Linked DNA regions of Homo sapiens: all the other regions are linked to region 1. A link is a loop called in an ENCODE intact Hi-C map of the cell type or tissue named here. Cell type or tissue: IMR-90. All regions are shown on one strand.

Region 1 (8,000 bases):
TTCAGATGAGTGTTAGGTAGAAATTCTCATTTTAGCTTAGTAATATATATTAAAGTATTTGCTGAAATGGTTTTTATTACATTTTGAAATGTGTTTCAAATGTGTTAAATGCTTTTCAAAAACAACACATTTTTGGTTATAAAACGTGAATAAAATTTCAATAAAATGTATGATTTTATTTTAAAGTCTATGGCCCAGTGGTATTAAGTACATTCACATTGTTTTGCAACTGTCACCACCATGCATCTCCAGGGCTTTTTAAAAAATCTTCCCAGACTGCAGCTCTGTACCTATTAACAATAACTCTCCATTCTCCCCTGCTCCAGCTCCTGGCAGCCGTCGTTCTGCTTTCAGTTTCTATGAATTTAACTACTCTAGGTGTCTCATGTGAGTGGGATCATATAGTATCTGTCCCTTTGTGACTAGTTTATTTCACTTAGCCTGATGTCCTCAAGGTTTATCCATGTTGTAGTATGTATCAGAATTTCCTTCCTGTCTAAGGCTGAATAATATTCTGTTATACATATGGATTGGCTACATTTTATTTACTCATCCATCCATCCATGGGCATTGGGGTCACTTTGCCCCCTGCTGCTATGAACAGGGGTGTACACATATCTGTTCGAGTCTCTGCTTTCAGTTCTTTTGGGTATATGCCCAGCTGTAGAATTGCTGGGTCATGTGGTAATACTATTTTTCATTTGAGGGAAAAATTTATTTTAATTTTTTGCTGGGAGTTGTGCCTGTTAACTGCTGGTGGCTGAACTATTGAATTCTGGTTAATGAAGCCACAAAAATATGATTTTGAGGAGTGTTAGGTAGAAATGTTCATGTTAGCTTAGTAACACGTTATGTTTCAATATTATTTTACTTAAAGCACTATTTTTCACAGTGCTTGTACCATCTTGCATTCCCACTAATGATGCACAAGGGTTTCAGTTTCTTGACATCCTCACCAACACCACTACTTTTCTTTTTTGTACAGTAGCCACCCTAGTGAGTGTGAGGTGGCATCTCCTTGTGAGTTTGATTTGCATCCTAATGATGAGCGATGTTGAGTGTCTTTTCACATGCTTATTGGCCTTTTGTATATCCTCTCTGGAGAAATGCCCAGATAAATATTTTTAAGAGTAAAATTAGCTAAGTTAGGAAAAATATCACATGATACCTAGTAAGAATGGTTTCTTGGACATGAGTTCTCTCTCCACTATTCTCTGTGGAGTCCTGCTCTTCTCCCAGTTCCTTTCTAGTTAGGCAAGCTAAGCTGGAAGCTTTTTTTGGAATAGCGTCCTGACCAGCTGGTGCCCCCTTCTCTCCCAGGGGATCAGACGTTCTGAGGGCCGCAGATGGGCGTCCAGCCCTGGCCCGCCTTTGAGAGCCGGGTTCTTGAGATGCTGCCATGGCTGGCTCCTTCTCACTTGCCGCCATCACTCCCTGAGCGCTGAGGTGCTGGGCCCTTTCTCAGGCAGACTTTATTCCTAGAGGATTTGTTCATCGAAATGTTTGTTGATTGTGATTGCATGTGGTTCAGCCTTGGGGCATCAGTTGTGGTTGGGGTGAGTTTTTCAAGAAGAGAAGTCCCTTTGATCTTCAGTTCTTGGGGGTCAACTTCAACAAACAGAGTAGGAGTCACAAGCTTTTTCTGCAAAGAAACTGATAGTAAATATTTTAGACTTCTGTGGACCATAAAGTTCCTGTTGCACCTGCTCAATTCTGCTGTTGCAGCAGGAAAGTAGCTGCAGACAATACATAAATGAATTGTCGTACCTGTGTTGCAATACTTTATTTACAAAATCAGGCAGCACACCGTATTTTGGCCCATGGACCACAGTGTGATGACCTCTGATGTAGCGTTTCACTTTTCACCATCTCCAGTTTGACTAACCTCTGTGATTTTAACATAGGCAGATATCCAAGTAGAGCAGAACCGGCAACACTTCTATGAACTGTCTCTCGAGTATGTGTGTAAGCTGCAGGAAATCCAAGAAAGAAAGAAGTTTGAGTTTGTGGAACCTGTGAGTATTGCCAAGTTGTTTGCTGGTGGATTTTTGCAATGTAAGATAAGTATTTATTTTCCTAGATCTGATTTATGGTTTATAGTTACTAGAGGCCATAGTGCATAAACATGAAAGAGACATATTAAAAAGGGCAGACACAGATAGCCATGAAGTCAAGGAATTGCCTCTAAATCAGTGGTTCTCAGCTGTATTTGCACTGATAATACACGTAATATTCCCATTGCTACATGATCTCAAGGAAGGCAACCATGTGCAATTTCTGCCACCTTAGCCTATAGCTCTATCTTTTAAAAATTTCTCTGAAATAATTTATACTAGAATGAGTGAACATGGGTTGTTTATACCGGTTCAAACTTTGGTACTTTAAACAATCGTTTGTAACATGACTTCAAACACAATTCACAATGCTTATGGCAATCTAAGTTTAGAAGCAGGATATGGAACATTTGAGACAATTTTGTGAGTTACTCTAACATTTCTTTTTACTTATATTAGAAACACATGATTTTTGTTTGTGATTATATAGATGTTTTCTAGTAGCTTCAGTTGTTTATATATGAAGATGTATGCACATGAATGTATATATCATAATGTAAAGGATATTTCATGTGGATTTCAGCAAAAAAACACTGGATCTCATTCTCAGGATTCATTTTAATTTTAATATCGACTTATTGAATGGTTTCTTTTTCTTAAACAGCTTTATTAAGATAATATTCACACAGTATACAATTTACTCATTGTGAGTATGGTTTATAGAAACAAGAATAACCAAGTAATGATTAAAAATGAGCATTTGTGGAGCTATGGTTTAGTTGGAGCGATAGTCATTAACCTAAACCATTAGAGAAAAACTCAACCTCCTCAAAGCTTTCTTTTTAATGTGAAATAATAATAATGGCCTGCTTTTATTGGGCATTTATAATGCTCAGTCTCTGTTCAAGCCATTGTTCTAAGTGTTGTACCGAACTCATTATTCCACACTATAACTCAATGAGGAGATAAGGAAATAGAAGTAGAGAAAGGCTGAGTAATTTGCCTAAGGTCCCATAACAGGTCATGGCTGACGTTGGGAATGGAGCCTGCTGGGTGTCAGAGCCCCAGATTCCTAACCACCCACGGTGTGGCATTTGGAAGAAAATGAATCTCAAGATTTCCTTAACTGTCTCCCCAGATCACTTCTTTTTACTTCTAGATTTATTGACTTACATGTGGAGCAGAGGCAACAGCCCTCTAATTCAGAGACAGGTTGGGAGTTGGTAGGAAAGTAAAGGTTTAATTACGGGTTTGAGGCTGCCCCTGGCAAGTCATGGAATATCTTTGTCAACAAAACACAGGGGTTGCAGTCTGCTGGATGTGGCTGGGGAGAGCCTGGAGCTCTTTGATTCTGTGATTTTACTTTCTTAAAGATTGTGTCAACCTATAGTGATAAGATTTCAATTACAAATATTGGGATTCTCCTGACTAAAGAGGACAAATGGATGACTTAATAATTCAATTTTTCCTGCAGAACATGCCATATAAGCTGTCTAATGGCTGTGATATTTAAGGGAAAAAAGCATCATTTTCTATAAAGACCAATTAATAGATAATATGTACTTGTGTTTACTTGAATATTAGTGACTTCCCTTTAATCAGTTTATTTCAGTGGAATAACAGTGAGATGGCGGGGGGAACACTTGGTTGTTTATATGATTCTTTTTTTCTCCTGAGTTTTTTTGTGCTAATATCTCTTTTCTTCCTGTGTCTTAGATGCTGTCATTTTTTCAGGGGATGTTTACCTTCTATCATCAGGGCCATGAACTTGCCAAAGACTTCAATCACTACAAAATGGAACTACAGATCAACATTCAGAATGTAAGGAAGTGAAAGCTTTCTTTATAAAAAGATGTTTGAAAAGTATTTTTCATTTGTGTGTTGTATGAAAAGCCTTAATTAAATGAAGACAATGCTGATCTGTTTGTACTGAGAAACTGAGGGTATGCTGCCACCTGCTGGTCAACTCTTGGTGTGACCAACTGCTCTACAGTTGGTTGAGGCTTGGGAAATTCTGCCACCTGGCGGCTTTTCCTGCAGTTTCTGGGTCAATTCTAAGGATAAGCTTTGTTATGTTAACTCTAAATCAGCTATGTCTGCTACAGACAAAAGAGCACTCCACTTTAAGGCATTGAATTTATAATGCACTACTTAACTGGGCATCTTGATTTTTGTTCCCAGATAGGCTTATCATTTGAGTAGAATTTCTTCCCTACATTTTATGCATATTTACTAATGCATTGGTGTTTACAGTTGCTATTGGTCTTGAATATTTTCCTTTGGAAAATGTGTGCTTTCTGCCAGGTCTCGGATAAAGAGATTTAGGAGAATGTTATTAAGCAGTACACTATATGTCATTTTGATCAGGTGGTATATGTTTTTCCTCTCAGTGCTAGTTGATCCTGGAAGCGTCCTCACTGACAAGCTGGTCAGGGTATGTTGAGTGTAATTTGAGGTCTCATTAGGAATGTAGTGAGATAGCTTTGTGACAGACTCACAGCACATAGTGAAAGACACACAGGTAGATGGATGGGAAGCTGTGGTTGTTGCCTGCTCTTCATTTCTTTCACAATTAGAAGTTGAGAGTGGGCCGGGCACAGTGGTTCATGCCTGTAATCCCAGCACTTTGGGAGGCCTAGGCGGGCAGATCGCGAGGTCAAGAGATTGAGACCATGCTGGCCAACATGGTGAAACCCTGTCTCCACTAAAAATACAAACATTAGCTGGGTGTGGTGGAGTGCGCCTGTAATCCCAGTTACTCGGGAGGCTGAGGCAGGAGAATTGCTTGAATCCGGGAGGTGGAGGTTGCAGTGATCCGAGACCGTGCCACTGCACTCCAGCCTGGGCGACAGAGTGAGACTCTGTCTCAAAAAAAAAAAAAAAAAAAAAAAGTTGAGAGTGAATACCTTTTGTGTAGATTTTGTTTCTAACTTTTTTTTTTTTTTATGTACAGTTCCTTATACTAAGGAGTGTAGCTGATAAAACCTTATTTTTATAATTTATGTGTCAACTTGTATTTGAGGATTGTTTGGACATTCAGCTGGGCTAATGATAGAGTTCTGGAGTAGATTCTTTTTCTGCTGCTGTGGTCTCACAATTTGTGAAAACAGTTATAAAATATGTGGTATGACTATAATGTGACAAAACTTAAAAATCCAAAATGGGTATGTGTGGATTCATTCTAGTCACCCCAAAATTGTCCCTGCAGGTAGTAGAATATTGAGTCTAATGTTGTTGAGTTTTTTTTGTTTTTTTTTTTGAGACAGGGTGTCACTCTGTCGCTGAGGCTGAAGTGCAGTGGCACAACCACTGCTCACTGCAGCCTCAACCTCCTAGGCTCAAGTACTCCTCCTGCCTCAGCCTCCTGAGTAGCTGGGACTGCAGGTGCATGCCAGCACACCCAGCTAATTTTTTTTCTTTTTGGTAGAGATGGCATCTCATTGTGTTGCCCAGGCTGCTCAAACTTCAGGGTTCAAGTGATCCTCCTTCCTCAGCCTCCCAAGATCCTGGCATTACGGGGGTGAGCCACCATGCCTGGCTGATGTTGAGATTATTCAGAATATTTTTGCAGGCAGCAGAAAACAGTTATGTAAAAAGAACAGTAGATAGTTCACGTAAGTGGTCCCCAACCTTTTTGGCACCGGGGACTGGTTTTAAGGAAGACAATTCTATAGATGCAGTGGGGGTGGGAGAAGGTAGGGGATGGTTTCGTGATGAAACTTTTCCACCTCAGGTCATCAGGCATTAGATTCTCATAAGGACTGCACAATCTAGATCCACGTGCGCAGTTCACAATACGGTTCATGCTCCTATGAGAATCTGATGCCACCGCGGATCTGACAGAAGGTGGACTCAGGCTCACCTGCCGCTCACCTCCTGCCATGTGACCCGGTTCCTAACAGGCCATGGACCGGTACCTGTCGGCAGCCTGGGGGTTGGGGACCCCTGCTTGAGATTATAACTTATGTTTTCCCCTCTGCTTACTGGCTATATAATCTGTGGAAATTCACCTTGTCTGTCTGGACCTCATCTGTTAAGTGCAGGGCTGGCCAGAATGAGAACCTTCAGGCAGGACTGTATATACAACTTCTAGAATCAAGGTAAAATGAAGAAGATAGTGCCCCTTATTTAGAGATAATTAAGAGTTTCAGATCAGAGGCATTTGATCATTAAAGCAAGCAGAAGCTCTTCTGAGCGCAGGGCCCTGTGGACTGCATAGGTGAATGCCCTGAAGCCAGCTCTCTGCCTCAGACTCTGGGGTGAGCTGTGGGGAAACATCAGTCTCTTGGGATGTTGAGTGAAACTCCTTGCACGGCTCGTTTATTTGTGGAAGTGTGTTTATAACACACCTGTTGGGGGGGCGTCTGTTTACCTTATATAAACCAAAAAACTTTCAGAGGCATTAAATATTTAGATGGGAATGAGCAATATTCTGTCTGGAAATCTTATGAGCAAACCTTGAAGCTAAGCTATCATTTGAAATGTTTCACAAAATGACCTGATTGGAATCCTTAATATATTGAGAACTTACACAATTGACAACAGTGATCATTTTCTGTAGAGAAATGGGGAAATGACAGTTTATTGAAAAAAAAAAAGCCTTTTTTGTATTCTCTGTCACTTAAGGATGTGGTCATCAGTAAATCTCCCTACATTCTCAACTTTTTCTCTAAATATTCCTCTCTTGATTTTATTTGGCTGTTTCTTAATAAACACTCTTACAACTCAGAGTTTCTCTCTGCGTCACCTTCAGTATTGAGAACACCTGATCTAGGTGGCGTCTTTGTTCTTCAAAATTTTAGCTTTTAGCTAATTTTTTATCAGAAACACAAGCACTTATGAAAAGCAGGTCACTCATTCTGTATCATCTGCTATACCTCAGTGATGTTGTAATTTGCTCATTTCTTGGCCATTCATCTCATTCCTTGATGTCAGTTTTTTATTATAATAAAGAGAAAATGCTGGGTATATAAAACAACATATTGTTGAAAAAAGTCCCAGTTTGTGTGTGTGTGTGTGTGTGTGTGTGTGTGTGTGTGTGTGTGTGTGTTTCATTTATTTGTTTGTTTGAGAGGGAGTCTCGCCCTGTCACCCAGGCTGGAGTGCAGCGGCCCAATCAATCTCGGCTCACTGCAAGCTCCGCCTCCCGGGTTCATGCCATCCTCCTGCCTGTAGTCCTAGTTCATGCCATCCTTCTGCCTGTAGTCCCACCTGCCACCATGCCCGGCTAATTTTTTTGTATTTTTTGATAGAGACGGCGATTCACCGTGTTAGTCAGGATGGTCTTGATCTCCTGACCTCGTGATCTGCCTGCCTTGGCCTCCCAAAGTGTTGGGATTACAGGCGTGAGCCACCGCGCCCGGCCGCATATATGTATTTTAGGAAACATAATCAAATGTTAACTGCCTCTGCATTATAACATCATAAATATTTTGGTCATCTTTTAAGTATTTAATTTTAGTAAAAAAGCAAAACTTTATAATCAGAAAAAGGTAAAAGGTATTTAAAAGCGAAAACCTATTTTTCCCCATCTGATAATACCTATTGTATTGTAAAAGTGGCTAGACTTTTTTTTTTTTTTTGAGAAATTGAGTCTTCATTTTCTATAATCTAGAGTAATAAATGGAAATCAAGAAAGCAGCAAGATGGCTTTTAGGAAATGGGTTTTCCAGAAGAAATTTGGAAATTGCCTCAAATTTAAAGAATATTTTAAGAAACTAATTTTGCACTTTTGTGATTTCTGTCTCCCGAAGAATGTGGGGAAGAAGAGACTAGAATAGAATTCTTCCTGGAAGGAAATACAGTGTGCAAAATTTTAGGATTTGTAAAGAGTCCCTAGAAGATAACAAGAATGGGTAGGAAGTATTTAAGAATATGGGCAAAATATTTTTGTCGCAATGTTCTAAGGAAAGTAGAATACCAAAACTACAGACTGTGTGTGTGTGT
Region 2 (8,000 bases), 160 kb before region 1:
TTTTAATATCAACATCCCATACCAGAGTAATGCATTTGTTACCATCAATGAACCTACTGTAAAATAAATAAATACTAAATAATAAATAAATAAAAGTGTAGGACTTCCAAATTTATTTTGATAAAGAGAAAAGTTAAACCCTAAAAGCTGACTCACATAACACGACTGTTTTTCTTCTGTGGTGCATGACCATTGCTTTCTAAACTTTGTGTTGAGATGTTATACATTAACCAGAATCCCTATTCTTAATTCAAACCTAGACTAAATGCTGTAAAAATAGAGACCCTATGACTGTTACAATAAAATGTTAAACAACCCTGTTAGAGTGTAATCAATAGTAGCCCATCAAATCTCATATCTATATGTTAGTCTTCATATAGAAAATGTTATTTTGTTCAACACCTCTATTTTGCCTATATAAACCATCCTCATTTCTCATTTTTCTCCACATCAGGTCACTAATCACCATTCTTTTATTTTCCCCCCCGAGGCTGGAGTGCAGTGGTGCAATCTCGGGTTATGGCAACCTCCATCTCCCAGGTTCCTGGGTTGAAGCAATTCTCCTGCCTCAGACTCCCAAGCAACTGGGATTACAGGGGCCCACCACCACACTCAGCTAATTTTTGTATTTTTAGTACAGACGGGGTTTCTCCATGTCGGCCGGACTGGTCTCAAACTCCTGATCTCAGGTGATTCACCTGCCTTGGCGTCCCAAAGTGCTGGGATTACAGGTGTGAGCCACGGCACCCAGCAACTAATCACCATTTTGTGTGTGTGTGTGTGTGTGTGTGTGTGTGTGTGTGTGTGTGTGACAGAGTAGTGCTCTGTCACCCAGGCTGGAGTGCAGTGGCGTGATCTCGGCTCACTACAACCCCTGCCTCCCAGGGTCAAGTGATTCTCCTGCCTCAGCCTCCTGAGTAGCTGGGATTACAAGTGCCAATCACCATTCTTTGGTGTAGCTCTGCTACCCAGATGGCTGCCCTCACACTTGGCTTTTAAATAAACTCTTTTAACTAGATCCTAAGCTTTTTGACTATTTTAGGTTGACACTATATTGCAAATCATCTCCTGCTCTGTTGGTTTCATCATACCTCAATAATAAAAAAAGACATCTTAATTTTAATTTTAATTTTAATTTTATTATTTGTAGAGATGAGGTCTCCCTATGTTGCCCAGGCTGGTCATTATTGTTTTAAAATATCATTTTTAGGCCAGGTGTGGTGGCTTACCCCTGTAATCCCAGCGCTTTGGGAGGCTGTGATGGGAGGATCACTTGAGCCTAGGAGTTCAAGACCAGCCAGGGGGAAAAATGTGAAAGATCTTAAATTTCTGGCCAGGTGCAGTGGCTCATGCCTGTAATTCCAGCACTTTGGAAGGCCAAGGTGGGCAGATCACCTGAGGTCAGGAGTTTGAGACAAGCCTGGCCAACATAGTGAAACCCCATCTCTAATAAAAATACAAAAATTAGCCGGGCGTGATGGTGCATGCCTGTAATCCCAGCTACTTGGGAGGCTGAGGCAGGAGAATTGCTTGAACCTGGGAGGCGGAGGTTGCAGTGAGCCAAGATCACAATTGCACTCCAGCCTGGGTGACAGAGCAAGACTCTGTATCAAAAAAAAAAAAAAAAAGTTATGTTTACACTACCCTGTAGTCTATTAGGTATGCAATAGCATTATGTCTTTAAAAAAACGTGCATGCCTTAATTAAAAAATGCTTTATTGCTAAAAAAAAAAAAGGCAAACCATCACCTGAGCCTTCAGCAAGTCGCAGTTTCTGCTCATGGAGGCTCTTGCCTCAATGTTGATTGCTGCTGACTGATCGATCATGGTAGATGTTGCTGAAAGTTGGGGTGGCTGTGGCAATTTCTAAATAAGACAACAATAAAATTTGCTATATTAATTGACTCTTCCTTTCGAGAAAGATTTCTCTGTAGCACATGATGCTGTTTCATAGCATTTTACTCACAGTAGAACTTTAAAACTTGGAGTCAATCCTCTCAAACTCTGCTGCTCCTTTAGTAACCAAGTTAGAATATTTAGATAATATTTCATAAATATTCTAAATGGTTTGTTGTCATTTTGACAATGTTCACAATATCTTCACCAGGAGTAGATTCCATCTCAAGAAACCACTTTCTTTGCTCATCTATAAGAAGCATCTGTTCACGTTCTGTCATGAGATTGCAGCAATTCAGTCACGTCTTCAGGCTCCACTTCCAATTTTGCCATTTCCACCACATCTACAGTGACTTCCTTTAATGAAGTCTTGAACCCATCCCCCCAAAGTCATCTATGAGGACTGAAATGAACTTCTTTCAAACTCCTGTTAGTGTTCATATTTTGATCTCTTTTCATGAATGTCCAGGCAATAGCATGATCTCAGCCCACTGCAACCTCCGCCTCCCAGGTTCAAGTGATTCCCTTGCCACAGCCTCCCGAGTAGCTGGGACTACAGGCACGTGCCACCACGCCTGGCTAATTTTTGTATTTTTAGTAGAGATGGGGTTTCACTATGTTGGCCATGCTGGTCTCAAACTCCCAACCTCAGGTGATCTGCCCACCTTGGCCTCCCAAAGTGCCAGGATTATAAGTATGAGACACTGCGCCCAGCCTGAAATTTAAGATCTTTCACATTTTTCTCTTGCACATAGCAATGATCGGAATGACAGTGGGAACCAGGAGAATAATTTCTGTGCATTTCTTTTTTTTTTTTTTTTTTGAGACAGAGTCTCGCTCTTTCGCCCAGGCCGGACTGCAGCGGCGTGATCTCAGCTCACTGCAAGCTCCGCCTCCCGGGTTCACGTCATTCTCCTGCCTCAGCCTCCCAGGCAGCTGGGACTACAGGCACCTGCCACCACGCCCGGCTAATTTTTTGTATTTTTAGTACAGACGGGGTTTCACCGTGTTAGCCAGGATGGTCTCGATCTCCTGACCTTGTGATCCGCCCGCCTCGGCCTCCCAAAGTGCCGGGATTAGAGGGTTGAGCCACCGCACCCGGCCATTTCTGTGCATTTCTATAGGAAACTGGCTAAGCAAGTTCAGAGTCAAAATCCTTAAGCCACTTCATGGATTTAGGATACAAGAGGAACCTGAAGTTAAAGGACAGAACACCTAAACATACCTCCTGGTGAGACACCTTGCTTTTCTCCCAAACAACTCAGGCTGGACAGACACAAAGATGTTATGGGGCGGGGCGGTGTGGGGGAGTCAGGCTAGTCCCAGGGAATTGTGGAGAGGAAGAGTCAGGTCTCAGAAGTAAGCAAGTAGGACCTGATGCCTAAGCAGAGGGCCCTGGGGCTGTGTCCTATAGTAACATGGATGGGGCCAGAGACTGGAAAAGCCCCAGCAGAGAAGAATGTTTTTCGTATTTTTATCAGGGAGCTATTGACATTGTATATGGACTTGTTCTGCACATTTCAGTATATTTACTATCCCTGCCCTATGCCTACTAAATGCCACTAAATCCCGAAGTCACTGTGACTAGAAATGTCATGCACAGTTCCAAATGCCCACTAGGGGGCCTGTATCACCCTTGATTGCCATTTATCACATATTTGCTAATAAACACACTTCCTGATTAATGTAGTGGGATACAATCGGATATCATAATTACTATTTCTCTTCTTCACAGGTTTTACAGTTTCTCTCCCAACCACCAGGCATCCCTCTTCACCCACTAAATCAAAGCAATTGGTTGCTTCAGGATAAGGGTGACATAGCCAAGAACGAAGATGACAACTGCGTTTCTGAATGGAATTTTAAAATCAAAGGTGAAACAGTAGGCTTTTTATTATAAGAGCCAGGTTTTTGTTTTGTTTTGTTTTGTTTTGTTTTGTTTTAAGAGAGGAAACAAGTTTTCAAAGTTCTAAATAAGTTAGAGCTGGGAGGACTCAGGGCGGAGTGATTATACCATAAACCAAATCATCAGGAGGTATGAAGTTGTTTACCAAAAGAAAATAAAAGTTCAACTTGCTGAAAGAGAATCTGAGGGCATGTTGTCAGAGGCATTTGAACCAGAGTGCCTCCATCTTGAATAGGGGCTGGGTAAAATGAGGCTGAGAGCTACTGGGCTGCATTCCCAACAGGTTAGGCATTCTAAGTTACAGGATGAGAAAGGAGGTCAGCACAAGGTACAGGTCACAAAGACCTTGCTGATAAAACAGGTTGTGGTAAGGAAGCTGGTGAAAACCCACCAAAACCCACCAAAACCGAGACAGTGACGAGAATGACTTCTGGTCATCCTCGCTGTTCATTATATGCTAATTATAATGCATTAGCATGCTAAAAGACACTCCCACCAGTGCCATGACAGTTTACAAATGCCATGGCAATGTCAGGAAGTTACCCTATATGATTTAAAAAGGGGAGGAACCCTCAATTCTGGGAATTGCCCACCCCTTTCCCGGAAAATTTATAAATAATCCACCCCTTGTTTAGCATGTGACCAAGAAATAAGGCTGGGAACAGTGGCTCACGCCTGTAATCCCAGCACTTTGGGAGGCCGAGGCAGGCGGATCACTTGAGGTCAGGAGTTTGAGATTTGCCTGTCCAATATGGCGAAACCTCCGTCTCTGCTAAAAATGCAAAAATTAATGGGGCCTGGTGGCGCGTGCCTGTAATTCCAGCTATTTGGGAGGTTGAGGCTCGAGAAGCATTTGAACCCTGGAGGCAGAGGCTGTGGTGAGCTCACTGCATTGCACCACTGCATTCCAGCTTGGGCAACAGAGTGAGACTCGAAAGAGAGAAAGAGAGAGAGAGAAAGAAAGAGGGAGAGAGAGAGAGAGAGAGAGAAAGAGAAAGAGAGAGAGAGAGAGAGAGAGAGAATAACCATAAGAACAGCCCAAGCAGCGGCCCACGGGGCTGCTCTGCCTATGGAGCAGCCATTCTTTATTCCTTTACTTTCCTAATAAACTTGCTTTCACTTTATGGATTTCTCTCGAATTCTTTCTTGCGTGAGATCCAAGAGCCCTCTCTTGGGGTCTGGATTGGGACCCCTTTCTAACAATGTGACTAGAATGTAGATGCTGGTAGGTGCCCAGGAAAGAACTGTACCCCCTTCCCACTTTCCTCAATCAGCTAAGAAGGCAGGAAATTCCCCAGGGGGATAGTGAAGACTTTAGAGCAGAGAGGGTCTTCGCCTTGCTTCCAGCAGGCCTCACTGAGAGGCCCCCGCTCACCACACACGGAGGAAGGTGTCTCAAACAGATACTCCTCCCCACTCTCCAGGACACTGAACATCCCACAGTTTCAGAAGCCTCCCCACCAAAGCAATACAGAAGTGGGTAAAAGTGGGCAGGGCCTTGTGGTGGGAGTGAGGCTAGCAGACACAGAGCTGCAGGGAAAGGGGCTGACCGCCAAAGGCTAGCGGGAATGGCCCATGCCAGCACATCCTGAGTCAGATGCCTCTGAGGTCTATACAACATAAATCCCCAGGAAAAAAGAAGGAAAAGAAAGATGGGCGAAACCTTGGACCAACTTAATTTAAATATGTAAATTGCAAAGTTCTCATAGAAGGTTAAGTTTCTGTGGGAAAGGAACTGACTTAGTCCATTTTCTATGCTTAACAGAATACCTGAAAATGAATATCTTTTTTTTTTAAATAAAGCCTTTTTATAATTTATCTTTTTTTTTTTTTTTTTTTTTTGAGGAGTCTCGCTCTGTCGCCCAGGCTGGAGTGCTGTGGCACGATCTCAGCTCACTGCAAGCTCCTCCTCCTGCGTTCATGCCATTCTCCTGCCTCAGCCTCCCTAGTAGCTGGGACTACAGGCGCCTGCCACCACGCCCGGCTAATTTTTTGTATTTTTAGTAGAGACGGGGTTTCACCTTGTTAGCCAGGATGGTCTCGATCTCCTGACCTTGTGATCCACCCACCTCGGCCTCCCAAAGTGCTGGGATTACAGGCGTGAGCCACTGCGCCTGGCCTAATTTATCTTTTTTTTTTAAAAGAGCCATCATACGGTGAAGGAGCTGAGCCAGCTCAGGTTTCTCTTCCTCTTCTCTTAAAGCCACTGGTCCCACTTGCATGAAAATCCATTAATCGATTAAGCCATGAATTTGTGAATTCATGAATGGACTAATCATTTCATGAGGGGAAGAGTTCTTAAGAGACTGTCACCTGTTAAAGGCCCTCTCAATACTGCCACATTGTGGATTACGTTTCAACATGAGTTTTGGAGGGGGCAAATATTCAAACCATAGCAGAGGCTTAGCAACCAAGAGCAGTACTAAGGACATAAAGAGTCCATGAAATTTATCCTCAATATACCAGTGAGTATTTATACCATCTTTTTTTTTTTTATTTTTATTATGACCATTTTTTTGAGACAGAGTTTCGCTCTTGTTGCCCAGGCTAGAGTGCAATGGCATGATCTCGGCTCACCGCAACCTCTGCCTCCTGGGTTCAAGTGATTCTCCTGCCTCAGCCTCCTGAGTAGCTGGGATTACAGGTGCACACCACCACACCCAACTACTTTTGTATTTTCAGTAGAGATGGGGTTTGTCCATGTTAGGCTGGTCTCAAACTCCCGAACTCAGGTGTCCCAAAGTGCTGGGATTACAGATGTGAGCCACTACACCTGGCCTATCCCCTCTTTATTTAAGCCCTTTAAATTCGCAGGGAGTACCTAATGTCAAATATCAGCAGTTTAGTTTGTTCAGGATTAATTATTTGTGTAGTTTTGATGACTATGTATTGAAAACAAGTGCTCCTTTTACTTCTGTGTGATTGCAAATACCACTGAAGTAGCCCCTAACTATATAGGGGCCGAAAATTGCCATTATCTAATCCATTGATCATCTAATCTATTGATAATGGCAATTTTCAGCCCCTATGTAGTTAGACAGATTGCAGTCTGTCCAATTTTATTTTTATTTTTTACACTTATTGAATTAGAAAAGCATGTCCATTTTTAAAGCAATGAAATATCTACTCCATATTTGTGCTAAGTATAGTTTTAAAATTAACTATCACAAATAAAACAGCAACAGCTTAGACTTCAGGGTAGTTTTCTTCCTAAGAAATTCCTAAATTTCTTAGGAATTCTCAATTTCTAAATTGCAAACCACAGTATAAATTCAGAAAATTCCACTTTAGATTTGAATACAGCTCCAGGAGAGGATGATTGTCTCTTTGTTATACTCTTTAGAGGTTTGTTTTTTTTTTAATCTGTCATTACATTCAGATTTTAAATTCAATAAACATACACGATATACATCTCTTTGGAGGTGACCAAAACAGACATTCCTCTTATTTCACACACACCAAGTAAGCCTACAGTTAATGTTGCTTTGATACTGATGAGAAACTCGTATTTTATGTTAGCAATTTCTACTTTTCTGTCTCTACTGAAAATTCTTCTGAAAAGAATTTTAACTTCTTTTCAAAGAATGCCAAAATAGTCTGGAAAAAAACCCAAAAATCCAAGAAAACAAAACCCCAAAAAACAACAAAAGTCTTAAGCTTTTGGCCGGGCGTGGTGGCTCATGCCTGTAATCCCAGCACTTTGGGAGGTGGAGGCAGGTGGATCACCTGAGGTCGGGAGTTCGAGACCAGCCTGACCAATATGGAGAAACCCCCGTCTCTACTAAAAATACAAAATTAGCCAGGCATGGTGGCGCATGCCTGTAATCCCAGCTACTCAGGAGGCTGAGGCAGGAGAATCACTTGAACCGGGAGGCAGAGGTTGTGGTGAGCTGAGATCGTGCCATCGCACTTCAGCCTGGGCAACAAGAGTGAAACGCCGTCTCAAAAAAAAAAAAAAAAAAAAAGTCTTAAGCTTTCATAAGCACATAATCAGATCTTTCCATCTTTCATGGGGACCGTTGATTGGTAAATTCTGTTTTATGTTACAAAAGAGCAAAGTGGCTGTGTTCTAATACAGTTCTAGTTTTGCAACAAAAGTCTTGTAAAATTTTATATTCTCATTATTAAACGTGGATTTTAAGGGGCAGCCTCCATGCCTTATGACAAAACTAAGTGATAAAGGAATGTGCTGGTCAATC
Region 3 (8,000 bases), 710 kb before region 1:
TAATTTTATAATTGCCAGGAATCCTACAGGCATGGACCCTCAGCTAGAGAATCCCCAAACTTGAAGGCTTATCAACTGTTCTTGGGACCCTCTTAATAAACCATGCCTAGAATGAATTAACCTTCTCCTCAGGCCCTATTTTGGAACTTCACTGATACATAGTTGTTAGGTAAGAATCTCTCTTGTGCAATTATATTCCGATATTGTTTTCATGTTTTAGGAGTACAGCTAGTAATTAGAAATAATTATTAACATCTAAATGATAAATGCTGCTGTATGGTATCTCCTAGCGTGGCCATATAGTAGCGCAAAGGAGAAATTGGACATTATACTAACAGTGGATTTGTGAGATATAAGAGAAGGTTGTCCTTTTAAACTAAAAGAAATATTTTTAGGGTTTAACAAGGAATACTCGATGAGGAGATAAACTTTTATAGTGTGCTATTAGACCAAAAGATTTTCTTATTTATTTAGCAAATATTTGCTGTTTCTAGATTGGTTTTGCCAGCCTTTCACAAACAATGTTTCAAAGAATAATGGTTCCAGCAATAAGCTAGTTTAAAATAAAAAGTTTCATGTTTAAATGATTGTGAGAATATGGGATATTAAATCCCCCTCTTGGAGATTCCCAATATATGCGACCAAAATAAAGGTTACGTAATGTTTATACAGCTATGAAAACCTCTTTAAAATAGTTTCATTTATTTGACCCTAAATACTTCCTGTATTTAACCTTAATAATTTCCTGTAACACTATTGTACTGCAACAATTTTAAAAGCTGATGTATTTTTCCATTCATCTGCTTATCCATTTTTTTCCTGATACCATATTATTTTAATTACCAGGAATTCAAATCAAGTTTAAATATCTCATAAAATCTTCTAAGCCATTATTTTTCTTCTCAAAACATTTTAGCTCTTCCTTGCATATTAATTTTTCTAAATTAATGTCAAGATATTTTCCAAGTTAAGAAAGAAACGTTGAGGTTTTTAAATTAGAATTCATTAATACTTTAAATTAAAAGGAAGAATAGATATATTTATTTGAATAAATCTATTCTTCAAGAACAGATTATATCTTCATTTGTCCCACTCATCATTTATGGAAGAGAAAATCACTCAGTACACTTTTAAAGTTTTCTTTATGTAGGATTCTTGCTTGTTGTTGTTGATATTGTTAGTGAGGTCTTCAGTTTCAGATAATAGAGTGTTTTTAGGAATTTAGAGAAAAATCTATTGACATTTTTCCCACATTTATTCTATACTAGCCAATTATCTGAACTATTGGAAAATTTGGTGGGATGATTTTTTGTTTTCCTAGATTAACATATTATATGAAAATAATAATAATCTTGTGTTTTATTATATATTATTATTGGTTGGTTTCTTGTTTCTGCTTTGTTTCTTATTGTATTGGTTTGAAATGGAAATGTTCATGGTAATGAAAGACATTCTTATTTCCCATGGTTTTTCACCATTAAAGATGAGATTGGCAATTGATTTGAGGTGGGCATTGGTTATCTTGTTAAATAATTATTCTTCAAGTCCTAGCTCACAGAGCTATACACAAACAGAGGCTTAATTTTTATCATGGGCTTTCAAAATCTTTCTCAATGATTTATCATTATTAACCTTTTGAAATAATTACATTATTTAATATTCTAATAAATAAATAACCCTTACATTCCTTGCTAACCCTAGTTAGCGATAGCGGATTGTTCTTAGATAGACCAAGGAATATGGCTTACTTATTGTTTAAGAATTAATATACATTCATAACAAGAATTGCTCTGAGGTTTTCTTTGGCTGGAGAGGGTGAGAGATAAGGAAAAGATCTTTTTCAGGTATTTTTGGCAGGAATATTGTCCATCATTCTATATGCTTCAAAATGATTTATTAATTTAACATATAGTATAAGAAGTATGAGCTCCTTTAAATATTCCTACAAATTAACCACAAAAATATATAACCTAGAGGCCGGGCGCGGTGGCTCACACCGGTAATCCCAGCACTTTGGGAGGCCGAGGCAGGCGGATCACGAGGTCAGGAGATCGAGACCATCCTGGCTAACATGGTGAAACCCCGTCTCTACTAAATATACAAAAAAAAAAATTAGCCGGGCGTGGTGGCGGGCGCCTGTAGTCCCAGCTACTTGGGAGACTGAGGCAGGAGAATGGCGTGAACCGGGGAGGTGGAGTTTGCAGTGAGCCGAGATCACGCCACTGCACTCCAGCCTGGGCAACAGAGCAAGATTCCATCTCATAAAAAAAAAATATATATATATATATATATATATATATACACGTACATATATATACATATATATGTGTATATACATATATATACATATATATGTATATACATATATATACACATATATATATCTAACCTAGAAATCTATAAGAAATTTTTATAAGTTAAAATTTTTGTTCCATAAGTATTGATCTGTTAAGATTTCTTTAAAAATTTTGTTTAAAATTGTGTGTGTGCATCAATGTTAGTAAAAGTTAGCTCCCTGTTAAAACAGATTCATCTGTTTTTTTGCATTGATAAGAAAAAGAGAATGCAAAATAGGTATCGTTGTAAAGAAGGATTTGGAGTCAAGTACACTTGAAGAACATTGAACTGAATAAATTTTAATAGGCTTGTTTACTGCAGAACTTCTCAGAACTCTCTATGTAAGAGAGTCCTTTGACTGTCTTAATAAGAGAGACATAAGCAGGTGGTAAGTCCCAAAATTATTTACTATGGAACTACTTCGCCCTGAGCATCCTGCAGATGGAATATACTTTGAGGAATGTCAACTTCTATCATACCCATCATATAGAAACAAATAGGTAGGTAGATAAACGGACAATTATGAGAAATTTTTGAAATATTGCTACAATTTGCCTATAAGTTTCATCAATATTTTTAAATTAATCATAATTTGTCTACATTTAAGGTTTTCTGCAATAAGTGCTTTCTTGATTGAATTTCCTTGTTCTTCATGGTTGTGAGTTGTGTAATGGTCACCTCAGGTCAGTCAACAGATCTTGAGAGTTCAACATAGCAGAGTATTCTTCTTTTGACCTTTTACCCTGGTCAGTATTTTCCCTTAGGCATTACTTGAATATTTTCCTTTTAGAAAGGGTTAGAAGTGCTGCTAATTGCCATTTAGGAAAGAGATTCTAAATGAACACTAACTAAAATAAACCATGACATATCAGAGTTGGGGATTATTAAAAAGACATTACCTAACTGAGGAAAAACATAGACACCTTTCTTATGTAACATTGCAATGGCCATGGCATTACAGAACCATCCTTAGCTAAAGATTTGTAGATGCTTTATCAATAATACACTGAAGACAGAGGCTGAATGTTTTCATTTTGGATAACTGGGATTTAACTCATTGGTAGACAAACACAGAGAGACTCATACATACATTCACACAAATATGTACACACACCCCTAAACTTTACTTTGGCAAAGCAAGTGAAAGACACACAAAAGGGAAAACGATAAAGGTAAACTTTACATCTTTCCTAGTGTTGCCTAGACCCAGCCTACACAAATCTAGTTTTTTTCTTTTTAATCACACTCCCCTAACCTTGTGGTTCAGTAACATCCATCTTAATATTGAGCTGTGGAACAAGGCTTTTTCAATCTGCTCACATGCCAAGATGTGTCAACAGCCAGGAAAAGTTATGAGCTCCATGTACATGAGTGGCTTTGCGGCAGCACAGGCCCTTCAGATCTCATCAGATCTCATCAGATCTCATCAGATCTCATCAGCTGGGCCTTTCAGAGCCCAGAATGAGAAGCCTCCTACTATTCAGAGGAAGGATAACAACCAAAATGTAAATAGCCTCATGTAGTTTTGTTAATTATCGAGAAAAATAGGCCCAAATTTTGTAGCATTCTTAGTGCACTCATATAGCTAACATTTCTGAAAAAAAAAACAATATATAGATTAAAGCACTAAGACTAAAACATACACTTTCACTCACTAGCCCAAGAGTTTTTGCTGTGACCCATGTATACAAACAGGAACTACTTTTGGCATCTGATAAAGGATTCATCCATGCCACAGAAACAAGTCTTGGATGTGATCTTTGTGTCTCACATGCTGAAGCCATCTTAGAGCTCACCATTCAGGCAGGGGGTAAAAAAAAAAAAAGGCTGTGGCAGCACATCAGGTTCTGAAAGGGGAAAGGCCCATCATACAAGGAGATTGGCTGTTCTGCTTCCGCAGACATGGTTCTCATTATCCCTGATCCTAATTGTCAAACTATCAGGAATAGACTTGGTCTGGAGAAATACAGTCCTTATTTCTCACTGGCAAACAGCAAACAACAAAAATCCAAACCACAATTCTCGTTTTCATGGTTGCAGCCGAGGAAATTTCCCATAACCTCTCCCTACCATGAAATTCAACTGTCGAAGTGATCCTAACTTGTACTAGTACACTGGTGGGAGTAGCCATTGCAGCCTGCCCAAATGGTTTACAAGGGCAAGATGGATGGGAAGCAGTTTCCAGCCCCTCATATTACAGAGTCAGGAGTTGTGAGTGGCCACGGGCATCCTTGACCACTGAGGTACAACTGTTCATCTTTGAAACTGGCTCTGCTACAGGAACATTTTTAAGTGTGATACATTTTAAGGGACACAGTGGTTTACATTTTAATAGGCAAAGAGCAAAATGAGTAGTTTGTGTGGAAACAGACCTACCCAGCTAAAGTCATTTGCAGGCCTCTGCCAATAGATTCTGGAATCCTATTTCTGAGCCCCCCTGGGATGGAAGGCAGCACAGCCGTCTGACTGCCGAGGAGAGGTCTGTCCTCATCCATCTGTATTTCCTGCCACTTTCTTCATTTCCTGCACTCTTGTCTGTTTACTCCATTCTCTCTTTTCTGGGCATTCAAAATACAAGTCTTTCTCCAATTCACCTGATTTCCTCTCTGGCTTTTCAGAGGCCACTACCAGCTGTTAGAACATCCATCTCCATCATGATCTGAGCAACTGAAAGGAGAGGCTCACCTAAGCTGCCTGATTGAAGAGAAGAAATCAGGAGAAGGTTGAAGCAGCAGCCAGGTGGGAGAAAAACCCATCTTAGCACTGCTGGCAAACCTGGAAACACAGTGATCCACCAGGTTCATCGCTGGGTCATTGGGCAATCCCCTCTGCCCTGGCACCTTTCACTGCTCTCATTCAATCAATGAACATGACCAAGTATCTATTACACGCATCAGGTCCCATGCTAATTGGGCGGTGGGAAGAGGATAAGATATAAAAGACCCAGTTCTATAAACTGTCAGCTTTCTGAGAGCTCCATATTCCCAGTATCTAGAACAGTAGATGGCACACCTTAGCCTCAAGTCAGTATTTGCTGTTTCAATTAAGTAACCCTAGTTACTGCCTGGGTAGAATGGCTTGATGCCCTGCTTGAGACCAGGAGTTACAGATTTTAGTTAGAAAACAAGGCTCTTCTCTGCTCTATTGCCAATCAGGGGCGAGTTTGTATCCTCAGAGGGCAGCAGCTGCATTCCTAGTATCATCTTTGCCTCATCCGCCACTCTGGCACTGCACAAACTGAGCCCCGTGAAGCGCCGCGTTCCCTCTCTCCCTGAAGCGACGCCCCCTTCCTTCTCAGAGGGCCCCCTGAGCTGCGTCCCTCTGCCCCAGAGCTGTGCCTGGCGTCTGGCTGTCAGGAGGCACCGCGGCCCCTCCCGGCAGCTCCCGGCCGTCCTGAGGCAGGCGCCGAGCGGGGTCAGCGGGGAGTCGGGGCTCCCTGGGCCTGTCACTCAGCAAGACTGAGCCAGGGCTCCCTGACAGCCCTCCAGACCCTAGGGGATAACCGTGTCCGTGTCTGTCTGTGCATCAGATCAGAGGGAACGAAGCGCGCTCCCCCGCCTAATTCCTCCCCTTCCCTGGAATGTCCACGAGTTCCTGCTAATGCTATTGTTTGCTTTTGCTTATGCACATATAAGTCTTTGGTACACACACACTGTTTTGTTGTGGTTTTTCTTTTCCTTTCTAAAGCTAATAGTTTGTGGTGGGGTGAAGATACGGCTTTGGGTGTGGATTCAACTGGGAAAAAGAAATGCAAGCAGGATTTAGAAAATAATAAAACCACTTAATACATTTCCAGAACTGCAATTATTGCTAGTGAGAAAATATGGATAGCAATTATTTTTAAGTTCAGTGAATTGAAAAGATTGGAACTAGAATAGGATTTAAGTAAAGAAGAAATTCCTTCTCTAAACCAATTTCTGGTTGCTCAAAATTCCCAGGATAAACTAAAGTATGAAAAAAATGATGACTTCATATTATCAAAATATACATAGATTTCTGATTTGTTTTAAATACATTTTATACTAGTAAAATTCATTGATGGTAGAGAATGTTTTCCAGTTATTATAACTGATTTTAATTAAGCAGTTTCATATGTCTGGATTGTGTGTTTTGAGGTATGGCTCATGATCGGTCCACACGTAGATTTTACCATTTTAAATTTGCATTGCTTATAAGACAGGCTTTGTAGTCACGTAACCTGGGTTCACCTCCTCATGTAGCCACTTACTGTATCATGTTGGGCAAACTTTCTGTAGATTTTCTCGCCTGCAAAATTAGGGATAATAGTACTTTATGAGATTGTTGGAACATTACATTAGGTACTACATATGAAAACTAAAAACTGTCTCACACAGAATTATCACACAATAAATATTAGTTATTTATTTTTGCTAACTAATTCTGCTCAAATAAGAAAACTATGGGCCATTTAAAATAAATTATAATGTCAACATATTTTAAAAATAAAATATTAGGCCGGGCGCGGTGGCTCATGCCTGTAATCCCAGCACTTTGGGAGGCTGAGGCAGGTGGATCACGAGGTCAGGAGATCAAATCTATCCTGGCTAACACGGTGAAACCCCGTCTCTACTAACAATACAAAAAAATTAGCCGGGCGTGTTGGTGGGCGCCTGTAGTCCCAGCTACTTGGGAGGCTAAGGCGGGAGAATGGCGTGAACCCGGGAGGTGGAGCTTGCAGTGAGCCGAGATCGCGCCACTGCACTCCAGGCTGGGCAACAGAGCAAGCCTCCGTCTCAAAATATATATATATATTATTGTCCTATTTATATATTTTGGCATTTCTGAACTTTTTTGCAACATATATACAAATTCAAAAATAATTCATAGCAATAATATATAATTAGAATATATTGAAATGACAGGGCTCATTAGTAAGCTTTTAAACATTAGTCAGTCTAAGATTTGGTTTGGAAGAGATCGAGAAACACATTCAAATCTCAACCTTATTTTACAGAAAAGTATTAATCTTGTTTATTTGAAGTCAAGGTCAATAGTATAAATTCTGGGGACGATTGATGAACCAATTTGCAAAGGACATGTCACTAATAATCCCCTTCTTGACTAGAGACAATAACATAGACACCAGCCCCTACTTATAGTGGGACCAAAGGAGAATGTGTCATCTATCTAGAAATAATAAACTTATTTTCAATGCCAACTGTCTCACAGTCTATAATTTCATGTGAACCAAACACATAGCTATGATTAACTAAATCCTTCCACTTTTCAACTAGCTTTTGTACACAAACACATGTAAACGCACAATACCAAATTAACTTTTAGTTGTGTGCTATTAATTCAATCACCTTGAAAACAGGTTTTTATAGAGTCAAAATAATAAAAATTTAATATAAATATTTATTCTCAAGCTTAGGCAAAGGGACACCCTTCCCATATCATTTTAAACAACCATTAAAAACAAAAATATTCCATGTGTTTCTCGTAAACTCCCTGTAGCCTCTTAGACCTAATTTTATTTCCTTCATTTATATTATTCCCTTTTAATTACATGATCAATAAATAAATACGGATATCTGATGAGATCTGACAATTATTTTTGAGACTTTTAAGTTTACTTTTTAAGAAAACCTAAATCCTGGGAGGTAAAAATTTTGAAAATATTTGATCAGGAGATAAGGTAT

The links. A loop is a pair of places that touch in the nucleus more often than their neighbours do. Peaks named below come from ENCODE experiments on the same cell type or tissue, not always from the same donor. Only the 100,000 strongest peaks of a DNase experiment are listed, where the experiment ranks them.
Region 2: it touches region 1 in a loop (5-fold over the local background); 104 of 110 quality-filtered maps call a loop at or near these places.
Region 3: a loop joins it to region 1, with 5 times the contacts of the local background. A loop is called at or near these places in 10 of 110 quality-filtered maps.

The regions. Positions count from the first base shown.
Region 1 is chr4:147,862,942-147,870,941 of GRCh38, forward strand. ARHGAP10 (Rho GTPase activating protein 10) reads left to right here. Exons shown (of 23, transcript NM_024605.4): 6 at 1,905-2,015; 7 at 3,771-3,875. Among named protein-coding and RNA genes, the nearest start is that of MIR4799, 84 kb to the left of the region's middle. RefSeq lists enhancers at 3,857-4,534, 4,535-5,211 and silencers at 3,964-4,188, 3,987-4,036. In IMR-90, CTCF peaks have their summits at 570 (motif pointing left) and 4,048 (motif pointing left); DNase peaks (open chromatin) are centred at 3,090 and 4,030; H3K27ac peaks cover 396 bases.
Region 2 is chr4:147,704,841-147,712,840 of GRCh38, forward strand. No RefSeq gene overlaps it. Among named protein-coding and RNA genes, the nearest start is that of ARHGAP10, 23 kb to the right of the region's middle. In IMR-90, a CTCF peak has its summit at 3,513; a DNase peak (open chromatin) is centred at 5,361.
Region 3 is chr4:147,152,673-147,160,672 of GRCh38, forward strand. No RefSeq gene overlaps it. Among named protein-coding and RNA genes, the nearest start is that of MIR548G, 190 kb to the right of the region's middle. In IMR-90, no CTCF peak of the experiment used is centred here; no DNase peak of the experiment used is centred here; H3K4me3 peaks cover 757 bases; H3K27ac peaks cover 589 bases.